2 separate regions of the Homo sapiens genome follow, and region 1 is linked to region 2. A link is a loop called in an ENCODE intact Hi-C map of the cell type or tissue named here. Cell type or tissue: dorsolateral prefrontal cortex. All regions are shown on one strand. Each heading gives the region's core, and the rest is flanking DNA. Links, peaks and the distances in the headings are about the cores only. Region 1 has its middle 7.3 kb from the start of TMEM98. Region 2 overlaps MYO1D (myosin ID).

Region 1 (5,375 bases), core at 165-5,164, 50 kb after region 2:
CAGTTCCTGTCATTAAAGTTCATGGCTATCTCTAGTGGAATGAAGAGCATGGGAAATTGTGGCCTTAACAAATTATAAGAGTGCTGTAAGTCCAGGCCTTCATCCAAGGATAAAAGGAAAGCTCATAGTAGGCCATGACCTCTGGAGGGAAAACATGCAAAGTGGCACTGGTGCCCATCTAAGGTCAGAGACATCTGACACTCTAAGATTGGACCCCAAAGGGGGACACTCTGGGGGATCCTCTGGACCACAACCTCTCCAAAGAGAACGCCCTCGGCAGAGGTTCTTAGGCCTAGTACTAAGCCCTCGTTAGAATTTTCTCTTGCAGTTGCGATACTGTTTGGCCCCAATATTGTTTGGAATCTGGAGTTTGCTGTTGAATGGGAAAGTAGGATGGAGTTGCATGTATCCAGGCTTTAGTGCTGCTGTCCTAAGCAGGGTTGGGTCTGGTTAATATGTGATGCTCTCCTTTGGTGCTGTTTGGCCCCAGTGTTCTTTGGAATCTGGGGCGGTCTGGCCTTTAAAAATCAAACTGCTTTACCTGAAATTTTGGTTCACGGCCTTCATTGGATTACCTATTGGGGCAAACAAAGTAAAACTGGCAAGCTTGTATTGCTATCTCATGGCTAGGATTCCAAGGTAAAAGGTATTGGATCTTCATTTATTTGTGTGTAGTGTGTATACATGTCTAGATGTGTTTATTTGTATGTATGCTTATTGTTATATGTTGTGTCTACCAAACTGGCTTGTAAGTAAAAGAGCCCTCATAAATTAAATAAATAAGTTTAAGCAATGTTCAAGTTCATGTGACTTAAGTATAACTTTACTAAACAAGCTGCTTTTAAAATTATTGGTAAAATAAAAATAGAAATGCCTTCAGAACTGTCAGCATACACTTTTGTCTGGATTTTATATTTGTCTCTGCTAGATATTTTGAGGTGTCCAGGTTTGGCATAGAAAGTTATAAAACTATAAACCCAGCCAAAACAAAGTGATCTTGGTTTGCGTGCCCTTTTTATTGACAAACATGAGTAATTTAATGTTGTCAGCTAAATCTTGTGATTTATTAGCAAAAATACCTATGTATTTAACTTTGAGACTCTTACTTAGGTTTAGGTGAGCACCTGATGTTCACTGGCTATTCAAAACGTAGTTAACAAGGAAATAACTAACTTTAAATGATAGCATCTAATATCTCAGTTTACAGAAGTTATCTAGATAAATGTAAGTGAAAGAATTGAGTATATGTAAATGGGATAAATGTTTTATGTAAATGTTTTGTGTAAATTAAAATCTTAAAATTATTTTTGATGCTCGTTGAATATGTGGGTCATTTCCAATTAAGAAAGGGTTGTGGTATGGGGAAATATATTTTTAAAAACTGTGGGATTGTTCTTATCTATAAATGCCCATGTCTGATCGTTCAAGATTTCTTGCTTTTTAGTGTTTTGCTAAAGTTTTAGGTTACTAAGGACAAAATGTGCCAAAAAAGTTTGTGATATTAGTGAGAAAAATAATAATTTTGTCTAATTCAGAAGTTATCTAAAAGTTAGTTCAAATTACAGATTTGAAAAAGTTGTTTATGAAACAATGTAGTAAGGAACCAGTAAGTAGGGAAGAAACATGTGGAAAAGTTTAGATAATAAAATATTATTTAAAACCTCATAGAGAATTGGAGAAATTTGGCTAATTAACATTTTCATAGTTAAAGCTCTTAGTCTTGATTAAAGTAAAATAAGAAATATTGTAAAAAAATGCATTGGCAGTTTGGCAATTCTTTTTTAATATAGTTAAGCCGTGTTTTTCTGTGTGGAGTCAAATTTCATATACATACTTGCATTGCTTCACACTATGTTTACTGTTTTGCATGGATAGTGCTGGCACTGGAGTACTTACTGATTATGTGCCTGGAGTTAATTTTTTTTTTTTTTTTTTGATGGAATCTAGCTCTGTCACTGAGGCTGGAGTGCAGTGGCATGATCTCGGCTCACTGTAACCTCTGCCTCTTGGGTTCAAGCTATTCTCCTGCCACAGCCTCCTGAGTAGCTGGGATTACGGGTGCGTGCCACCATGCCTGGTTAATTTTTGTATTTTTTAGTAGAGCTGTGGTTTCACCATGTTGGCCAGGCTGGTCTTGAACTCCTGACCTCAAGTGATCCACCCGCCTTGGCCTCCCAAAGTGCTGGGATTACAGGCGTGAAGCACCACGGCTGGCTGAGAGTGTATTTCCTGATTGCACCGGATATGTGGTGATATTGGTGAGCTTAAGGATACTGAATTGTATATCAGGAATAAAATATTCATTATGTGGGTTTTTCTGGCGGGGAGCTCTGGGTAACACTGCTGCCTCCCGGGTAGATTGAGTAGGAGAAATTTAGGGTTGGTTTCCTGTTTGTTTGTGCTTCTAATTTTTATTTGTTTGCTGTTTACGCTCCTCTGGGCTTTGCTTATGTACGCATATATATAAAACCATGATTTTTTTTAGTTTCTAGTGGAAGGCTTTTATTCGGTTCTATGAATAGTTATTTTGTTTCCTATGCATTTCTAGCAAGTCATCATTTGTTCCATTTGTCTGGAATTTCTAGGCTACCTTTGTTGGGTTCACAGGAATTGATGGAACACACCAGCTTGTTAACTTTAAACTAACTTTTTGGATATTAGATTCCCTGATACTTTAAGTGTATTGAGTATGCTTTCAAGTCATATTTTTCTCTCTCTGCCTAATTTGTCCAGACTTTGTAAACTATTTGTGAATATTCCTTTTTTTTTTTTTTTTTCTTCTTGAGATGGAGTCTTGCTCTGTTACCCAGGCTGGAGTGCATTGGTGCGATCTCGGCTCACTGCAACCTCTGCCTCCTGGGTTCAAGTGATTCTAGTGCCTCAGCCTCCCAAGTGCTGGGATTATAGGCACGAGCCGCCGCGCCCGGCCTGTGAACATTCTTAATTCATGGCAATGTTTGTGTTTGCATATAGTTGAGCCAGGGTCACTAGGGCTGCTCAGGGAGAGAGAACCCAGAAACCTGATACGCAGCAAAAGGGTAAGAATTTCATACCAGTCGGACCTCTGGCCTCTCTTTCTCTGTGCAAACCGGTTGAATGAATGGTAAAAGATTATAAGAAGGCATGGGAATGTAAATTTTTGTAAGCCTTTAGCATATTTAATAGGCTTCCCAAAATCAAATTTCAGCTTACATATTTAGTTACATGGGAAGCATTGTCAAAATAAAAAAATGTTTAATTTTCTTCAGGTTATATTTCAGTGACTATTAATATATGTTACAAAATTGTATGGGATTTCTAAAATTCTAAATATGTCTGAGTATATGCTATCATTCATAATTATGTTTATTATGTTAACTTACTGTAGACCACAGAAATAACCAAATTTCTTTTTTTTTTTTTTTTTTCCCAAGGCAGAAGAATTTTTCTTAGTACAGAACAAAATGAAAAGTCTCCCATGTCTACTTCTATCCACACAGACCCGGCAACCATCCGATTTCTCAATTTTTTCCCCACCCTTCCCGCCTTTCTATTCCACAAAACCGCCATTGTCATCATGGCCCATCCCCAATGAGCCGCTGGGCACACCTCCCAGACGGGGTCGCGGCCGGGCAGAGGGGCTCCTCACTTCCCAGTAGGGGCGGCCGGGCAGAAGCGCCCCTCACCTCCCGGATGGGGCGGCTGGCCGGGCGGGGGGCTGACCCCCCCACCACCCTCCCGGACGGGGCGGCTGGCCAGGCAGAGGGGCTCCTCACTTCCCAGTAGGGGCGGCCGGGCAGAGGTGCCCCTCACCTCCTGGATAGGGCGGCTGGCAGGGCGGGGGGCTGTCCCCCCCACCTCCCTCCCGGACGGGGCGGCTGGCCGGGCAGAGGGGTCCTCACTTCCCAGTAGGGGCGGCCGGGCAGAGGCGCCCCTCACCTCCCGGACGGGGCGGCCGGCCGGAAGGGGGGCTGACCCCCCCACCTCCCTCCCGGACGGGGCGGCTGGCCGACCCCCCCCCCCCGCCTCCCTCCCGGACGGGGCGGCTGGCCGGGCAGAGGGGCTCCTCACTTCCCAGTAGGGGCGGCCGGGCAGAGGCGCCCCTCACCTCCCAGACGGGGCGGCTGGCCAGGCGGGGGGCTGATCCCCCCACCTCCCTCCCGGACGGGGCGGCTGGCCGGGCGGGGGGCTGACCCCCCCCACCTCCCTCCCAGACGGGGCGGCTGGCCGGGTGGGGGGCTTACCCCCCCACCTCCCTCCCGGATGGGGCGGCTGGCCAGGCGGGGGGCTGAACCCCCCACCTCCCTCCCGGGCGGGGCGGCTGGCCAGGCAGAGGGGCTCCTCACTTCCCAGTAGGGGCGGCCGGGCACAGGCGCCCCTCACCTCCCGGACGGGGCGGCTGGCCAGGCGGGGGGCTGATCCCCCCACCTCCCTCCCGGACGGGGCGGCTGGCCGGGCGGGGGGCTGACCCCCCACCTCCCTCCCGGACGGGGCGGCTGGCCGGGCGGGGGGCTGACCCCCCCACCTCCCTCCTGGATGGGGCGACTGGCCGGGCAGAGGGGCTCCTCACTTCCCAGTAGGGGCGGCCGGGCAGAGGAGCCCCTCACCTCCCGGACGGGGCGGCTGGCCGGGCGGGGGGCTGACCCCCCCACCTCCCTCCCGGACGGGGCGGCTGGCCGACCCCCACCCCCCCGCCTCCCTCCCGGACGGGGCGGCTGGCCGGGCAGAGGGGCTCCTCACTTCCCAGTAGGGGCGGCCGGGCAGAGGAGCCCCTCACCTCCCGGACGGGGCGGCTGGCTGGGCGGGGGGCTGACCCCCCCCACCTCCCTCCCGGACGGGGTGGCTGCCGGGCGGAGACGCTCCTCACTTCCCAGACGGGGTGGTTGCCGGACGGAGGGGCTCCTCACTTCTCAGACGGGGCGGTTGCCAGGCAGAGGGTTTCCTCACTTCTCAGACGGAGCGGCCGGGCAGAGACGCTCCTCACCTCCCAGACAGGGTTGCGGCCCAGCAGAGGCGCTCCTCACATCCCAGATAGGGCGGTGGGGCAGAGGTGCTCCCCACATCTCAGACGATGGGCGGCCGGGCAGAGACGCTCCTCACTTCCTAGATGGGATGGCGGCCGGGCAGAGACGCTCCTCACTTTCCAGACTGGGCAGCCAGGCAGAGGGGCTCCTCATATCCCAGACGATGGGTGGCCAGGCAGAGACGCTCCTCACTTCCCAGACGGGGTGGCGGCCGGGCAGAGGCTGCAATCTCGGCTCTTTGGGAGGCCAAGGCAGGCGGCTGGGAGGTGGTTGTAGCGAGCCGAGATCACGCCGCTGCACTCCAGCCTGGGCACCATTGAGCACTGAGTGAACGAGACTCCATCTGCAATCCCGGCACCTCGGGAGGCCGAG
Region 2 (5,375 bases), core at 170-5,169:
ATAGGGTGATAGTTACAGAGTGAATTGGGAATAGCAAGGGCATTTTTGGTTCACAGGGCTGGACCAGGGAATGGAGCAGAGACAGAGGGGTACCCACTGAGTATCTACTATGCTTCAGCCACCACCATAGGTATTTGACACATATTTTAAATGTGCTATAATTTCACAAGAACACATCATCTTTATAGATGAAAAAACTGAGGCTCAAAGAAGCTAAGTCACTTGTCCAAAGTCACACAGGTGGTAGTAAAGGAACAAAGACAAGATTAAGGTCCAGATTTGTCTATTTCGTGTTCTTGCACTCTCTGCTAGGTAATCTGAATTCCCTAGTTTGCGCCATTGCAAACTTTCATCCTTGCCCCCCAAACAAAATCAAAACAAACAAAAAAGACAAAACTTTGTCTTAGTGAGGGAGGAAGAAATGACAAGGAAGAGATGAAAATATCTAGCTCTCTAGCAGTTATGGGGTCAGGGTAGGGAGGTGAGGCCATTCGGGAAGGATTCAGGAAGAGTTAGCATTAGTTGAGTGAGAATTATATACCAGGCACTTGCTGAACATGTGATTTCATCTCAATAACCCTAAAAGGCGATCATTTTACATATAAGGAAATGAGGCTTAGGGAAGCCTATGGTAAGAGAAGTATGCTCAGCTGAAGCTGAGATTTGAACTTGGTCATTTACGTCTCAGAGCCTGTGCTCTTTCCATGATTCCCTATTGGAAGCATACTTTTGATTCTCTTTTCCCACAAATGCTCAAAACTAAAGTTTGGAAAACATTGTTCTATTCAAGAGATCTTGGCTGGGTTCGGTGGCTCATGCCTGTAATCTCAAAACTTTGGGAGGCTGAGGCGGGCGGATCACTTGAGCTCAGGAGTTTGAGACCAGCCTGACCAACATAGCAAAACCCCATCTCTACTAAAAATACAAAAAAAAAAAAAAATTAGCTGGGAGTGGTGGTACGTGCCTGTAATCCCAGCCACTAGGGAGGCTGAGGCATGAGAATCGCTTGAACCTGGGATGCAGAGGATGCAGTGAGCCAAGATCGCACTACCGCACTCCAGCCTGGGCAACAGAGCGAGGCCCTGTCTCAAAAAAAAAAAGAGATCTAGCCAGTAATTACATTGCAGTTGAACTGAAAGAAGCCTGCTTCCTACAGGAAATAAAACTGTCATCCAAATCAAGGCATCTAATAAATGATAAAGGAGAGACATACAATGCATATTTTAAAATGCTGTTACCCTCTGACCCCATTATGAATATAGTTGGCATTTTTATAGGCCATGTCGGTGAGGCTCATGAACAGGTAATCTACCCAGCGGAGCTGGAGCCACTGCTGACAGTAAAGTTCCCCGACTTAGCAGTGGCTGGGCAATAATACAATGACCCAAACCAGTTCCAGTGGCAGCACCACAAATGGGTACTAGAGAATTATCATTAAATGAGGTCACTCCTAGAGATAGTGTCCATTTTGCTTAGCTGACTCACACTTAGGTGAGAATGTCAACGAACAGCTCTCCACATAGAGCTAATATGGAGATCACTAAATAAACACATTTCTAGCTATATCAGATTCAACATTTTTGTCTCAAAGTTAAGCAAAAAGCCAAAGTGTATCTCTTTAATGTAAAAGTAGTTCCCAAATAAAAAAAAAAAATTAGCCAGGCTTGGTGGTGTGCGCCTGTAGTCCCAGCTACTCAGGAGGCTGAAGTAGGAGGGTTGCTTGAGCTGGGGAAGTCAAGGCTGCAGTGAATCATGATTGTGCCATTGCACTCCAGCCTGGGTGACAGAGTGAGACCTCGTCTAAAAAAAAGAAAAAAGAAAAGTAGATCCCATCAGAACCTGCAATGAAATGAACCAGTAGCAACTTCTAAGTGCTTGATTCCACCCACATCTGGCTCTATTTGGGAACTAAATTCAGCAGAAGTCTCCAGGGTCAAGAAATGACCCTGAATAAAAATAGTCTCGGAAATCTGTCACGGAGTAGGAAAGGAAACCAGGCGGCAGGGTGATTCACTCCAAATGGCAGCTCCAAAACCCAAATTCCCATTTTTGTCCCAATATGAAGCCAATGTACAAAACAGGCAGAGAGCAAACTGTCCTTTTCCAAAGGCCTTCAAAAGAGGTTGCCAAAGAATTTCACATGGAAGCCAAAAAGATTTAGTGTGCCATTCACCTCTCCTATAAATCTAACTAGAGCTATTTCTAACTAGAGCCCTGAACCAATGGCAGGTTTACATTTACTTGAAGACCACCCAGGGTATCTATGGGTTTTTTTCCCTGGCAAGCAAGAGACACCCTTTGTCCCACCAAATTTTCCAAATGACCAAACAGCCACAGAGAAAGAATACAGGGGTGGTGTGGTGAGTATGTGTGTGTCTGTTTCCTGCCTTTCTTCTAATCTATAACTCACTGCCCCAACACACAGTTAAGTTCTATTAAAGTACAGTATTTTGAGAAGATTGTCTGCTAAAAAAAAAAAAAAAGAAAGAAAAAAAAGAAATAATTCCATTGGTTGAAGACCAATCAGCCAACATTTGAGTACTCAGTTAATTCATTTTAAGATGTATTAAACATGGGGAAGGGCAAATTCTGTAGCATCACAGAAAACGCAAAAGGATTAAAGGTAGGTTTGCTTCACAGCCACTCACTTGCACCTTCCCCTTCCAAAGCCTTGCATTTTATTCTGCATTCATGATTTACATTCTTTTTCTTAAAGGTGGTTGCCCCCAAGCATTATGAGGTTCAAAGCACCAGAAAACCTGGATCTACCTCTGAACAGGCTATCTGCCTTTGAGGATTCCATAGGTTGGTGAGGAATATGAATATGATAAATTCTCTGTTATGAATAAATGTCCATGTATCCTGAGAGCACATGAGAATGTGACATTGACCTGTTTTGGGGGATTGGGAAAGATTTCTCACATCTGGTCTTGAAGGATGAGTAAGAGTATGGCAGGCAGGGAATGAGGGCAGAGATGAGGAAAGGAGGACATTCCAGGGGGTGAAAACAGCAAGAGCCAGTGGCTCTCAGCTAGGGATAATATTGCATGCATGTGAGCACAAAGACACCCACCCACACACAACCCCCCCAGGGACTTGTGGCAATGTCTAGAGACATTTTTGGTTGTCATAAATGAAAGAGGAGTGGAGTTGTTGACATCTAGTGAGTAGAGGCCAGGGATGCTTCTAAACATCCTACGACACACAGGACAGCCCCTACAACAAAGTCTAAAATGTCTAAAATGTCAATAGTGACAAGGCTGAAAATCCCAGGTCTAAGCAAAGGTACAAAAGACATACTGTGTTAGATTAAAAAAGAGAAGTTGCATGGAGCTTTGGCATGCACAGTGCTTCAGATGATTGCTTTTATGGAAGACAAAACCCAGTAAGAAAAGAGAGGGTGAAAAATTAAATTTCTGAGAAGCCAAGATATCAGACTGAATAGATGCTTTATTCTCAAAACAGGAACCAATAACAAATAAAGTTAAGAAACTGGACCTCTGGAAGTCTAACGTATATTTCATTGTCCTATAAAATGGAAAGCATTTCTGTCAAGGACACCGTCCGTGGCTCAAGTCCACTCCTGAGCAGTAGCCTGCATTCTTCCTTTCACGCACATGGCTGAGAGTGAGGAGTGTGCGGAGTAAGGAGCACGCCGAGGAGCAGATGCAAGCAGCTTGCCCTGGCAGGACTCTCAGAGGGAGGGTGCAAAGCTGATGTTAATGCTGGAAGAACTCACGTATAGGAATGGCCCATGTAAGGAGAAAAGGAACCAATGAGCTCCACATCCAAAAAGGAAGTGGCTACAGAGAAAGCAGAACATGGTAGGACAGGGATGTTGTGGTTAGGGCTTCAAGTGGTCATCAGGGTTGCTGGCAGGAACTGCTCCTGACCATGGAAGCAGGCAGGACTCATACAGAGGTCTTACGCCTGAGCAGAGACCCTTGGAAATTGGAATGAGGAACTTATCACCACCACCTCCATCTCCACCAAAAAGTCAAAAGAAATATCCCCCAACAAGAGACTTCTGGGAGGGAAAGAAGGAGCCCTCACAATACAAGCAGGTTTTGTTATAAAGCAAGGAATATAAATTGAAGCTCCTTCTCAGATATTCCAGGGTTTTGTTAGAACACAAGCAGGTTTTATTTATTTATTTATTTTGAGACGGAGTCTTGCTCAGTCACCCAGGCTGGAGGGCAATGGCGCAATCTCGGCTCACTGCCAGCTCCACCTCCCAGGTTCACGCCATTCTCCTGCCTCAGCCTCCCAAGTAGCTGGGACCACAGGCACCCACCACCACGCCTGGCTAATTTTTTTTGTATTTTTAGTAGAGACAGAGTTTCACGGTGTTAGCCAGGATGGTCTCGATCTCCTGACCTCATGATCCGCCCGCCTCAGCCTCCCAAAGTGCTGGGATTACAGGCGTGAGCCACCGCGCCCGGCCGCAGGTTTTGTTATAAAGCAAGAAATATAAGTTGAAGCTCCTTCTCAGATATCCTAACTCGCAGTAATCCACATCACTCTTTTACTCTTGCCCCATCCAGACACACATCTAGGTCAATTTTTTTTTTTTTTTTTGAGACGGAGTCTCGCTCTGTCACCCAGGCCGGACTGCGGACTGCAGTGGCGCAATCTCGGCTCACTGCAAGCTCCGCTTCCCGGGTTCACGCCATTCTCCTGCCTCAGCCTCCCGAGTAGCTGGGACTACAGGCGCCCGCCACCGCGCCCGGCTAATTTTTTGTATTTTTAGTAGAGACAGGGTTTCACCTTGTTAGCCAGGATGGTCTGGATCTCCTGACCTCATGATCCACCTGCCTCGGCCTCCCAAAGTGCTGGGATTACAGGCGTGAGCCACCGCGCCCGGCCTAGGTCAATTTTTAAAAGTAAAAATGGTAGGAGAAAGTTGCATCAATTGTGGCAGTTGTCTAAAAATCAAGCTTTAGCTCCAAGAGGGAAAAAGAAGGCCAGATTAATAGCAAAACAAGAAGATAATTCTAAAAGGACAATGCCACATAAGCTTTTAAAAAAAAAAGTAACAAGCATTTTTCCCTCTCTACAAAAAAATGTTGTCATGAAGGAATGTACTCTGTACCCAGCATTATGCTAGGTGCTGCTGTTGAGAAAACACAGACCCATGAAGCACCTGCAGCCTTGAGTGCTTGACTATTACATGACTTAAAGGAAGGAAGCAGGCCTTGCAGAAGAGCCAGGTGGGAAGGGAGGACAGGACATTCCAGACTGGGGAGTAAGAGCAGGAACTACAGCTTGGGAGGGCAGGAGTCATGAGGTACAAGCACACATGGGAATTTCACTCACACATCCATATATACCAATGGACCAAACACGCTCAATTTCAGCTATATACAACCAGAAAT

The links. Hi-C counts contacts between places; a loop is a spot of excess contacts. Peaks named below come from ENCODE experiments on the same cell type or tissue, not always from the same donor. Only the 100,000 strongest peaks of a DNase experiment are listed, where the experiment ranks them.
Region 1: it touches region 2 in a loop (8-fold over the local background); 19 of 110 quality-filtered maps call a loop at or near these places.

Annotation. Positions count from the first base shown.
Region 1 is chr17:32,918,213-32,923,587 of GRCh38, forward strand. No RefSeq gene overlaps it. Among named protein-coding and RNA genes, the nearest start is that of TMEM98, 7.3 kb to the right of the region's middle. RefSeq lists an enhancer at 1-265. In dorsolateral prefrontal cortex, for the core only: no CTCF peak of the experiment used is centred there; no DNase peak of the experiment used is centred there.
Region 2 is chr17:32,868,130-32,873,504 of GRCh38, forward strand. All of the region lies in intron 1 of MYO1D (myosin ID), which reads right to left. Among named protein-coding and RNA genes, the nearest start is that of MYO1D-DT, 6.0 kb to the right of the region's middle. In dorsolateral prefrontal cortex, for the core only: no CTCF peak of the experiment used is centred there; no DNase peak of the experiment used is centred there; H3K27ac peaks cover 2,431 bases.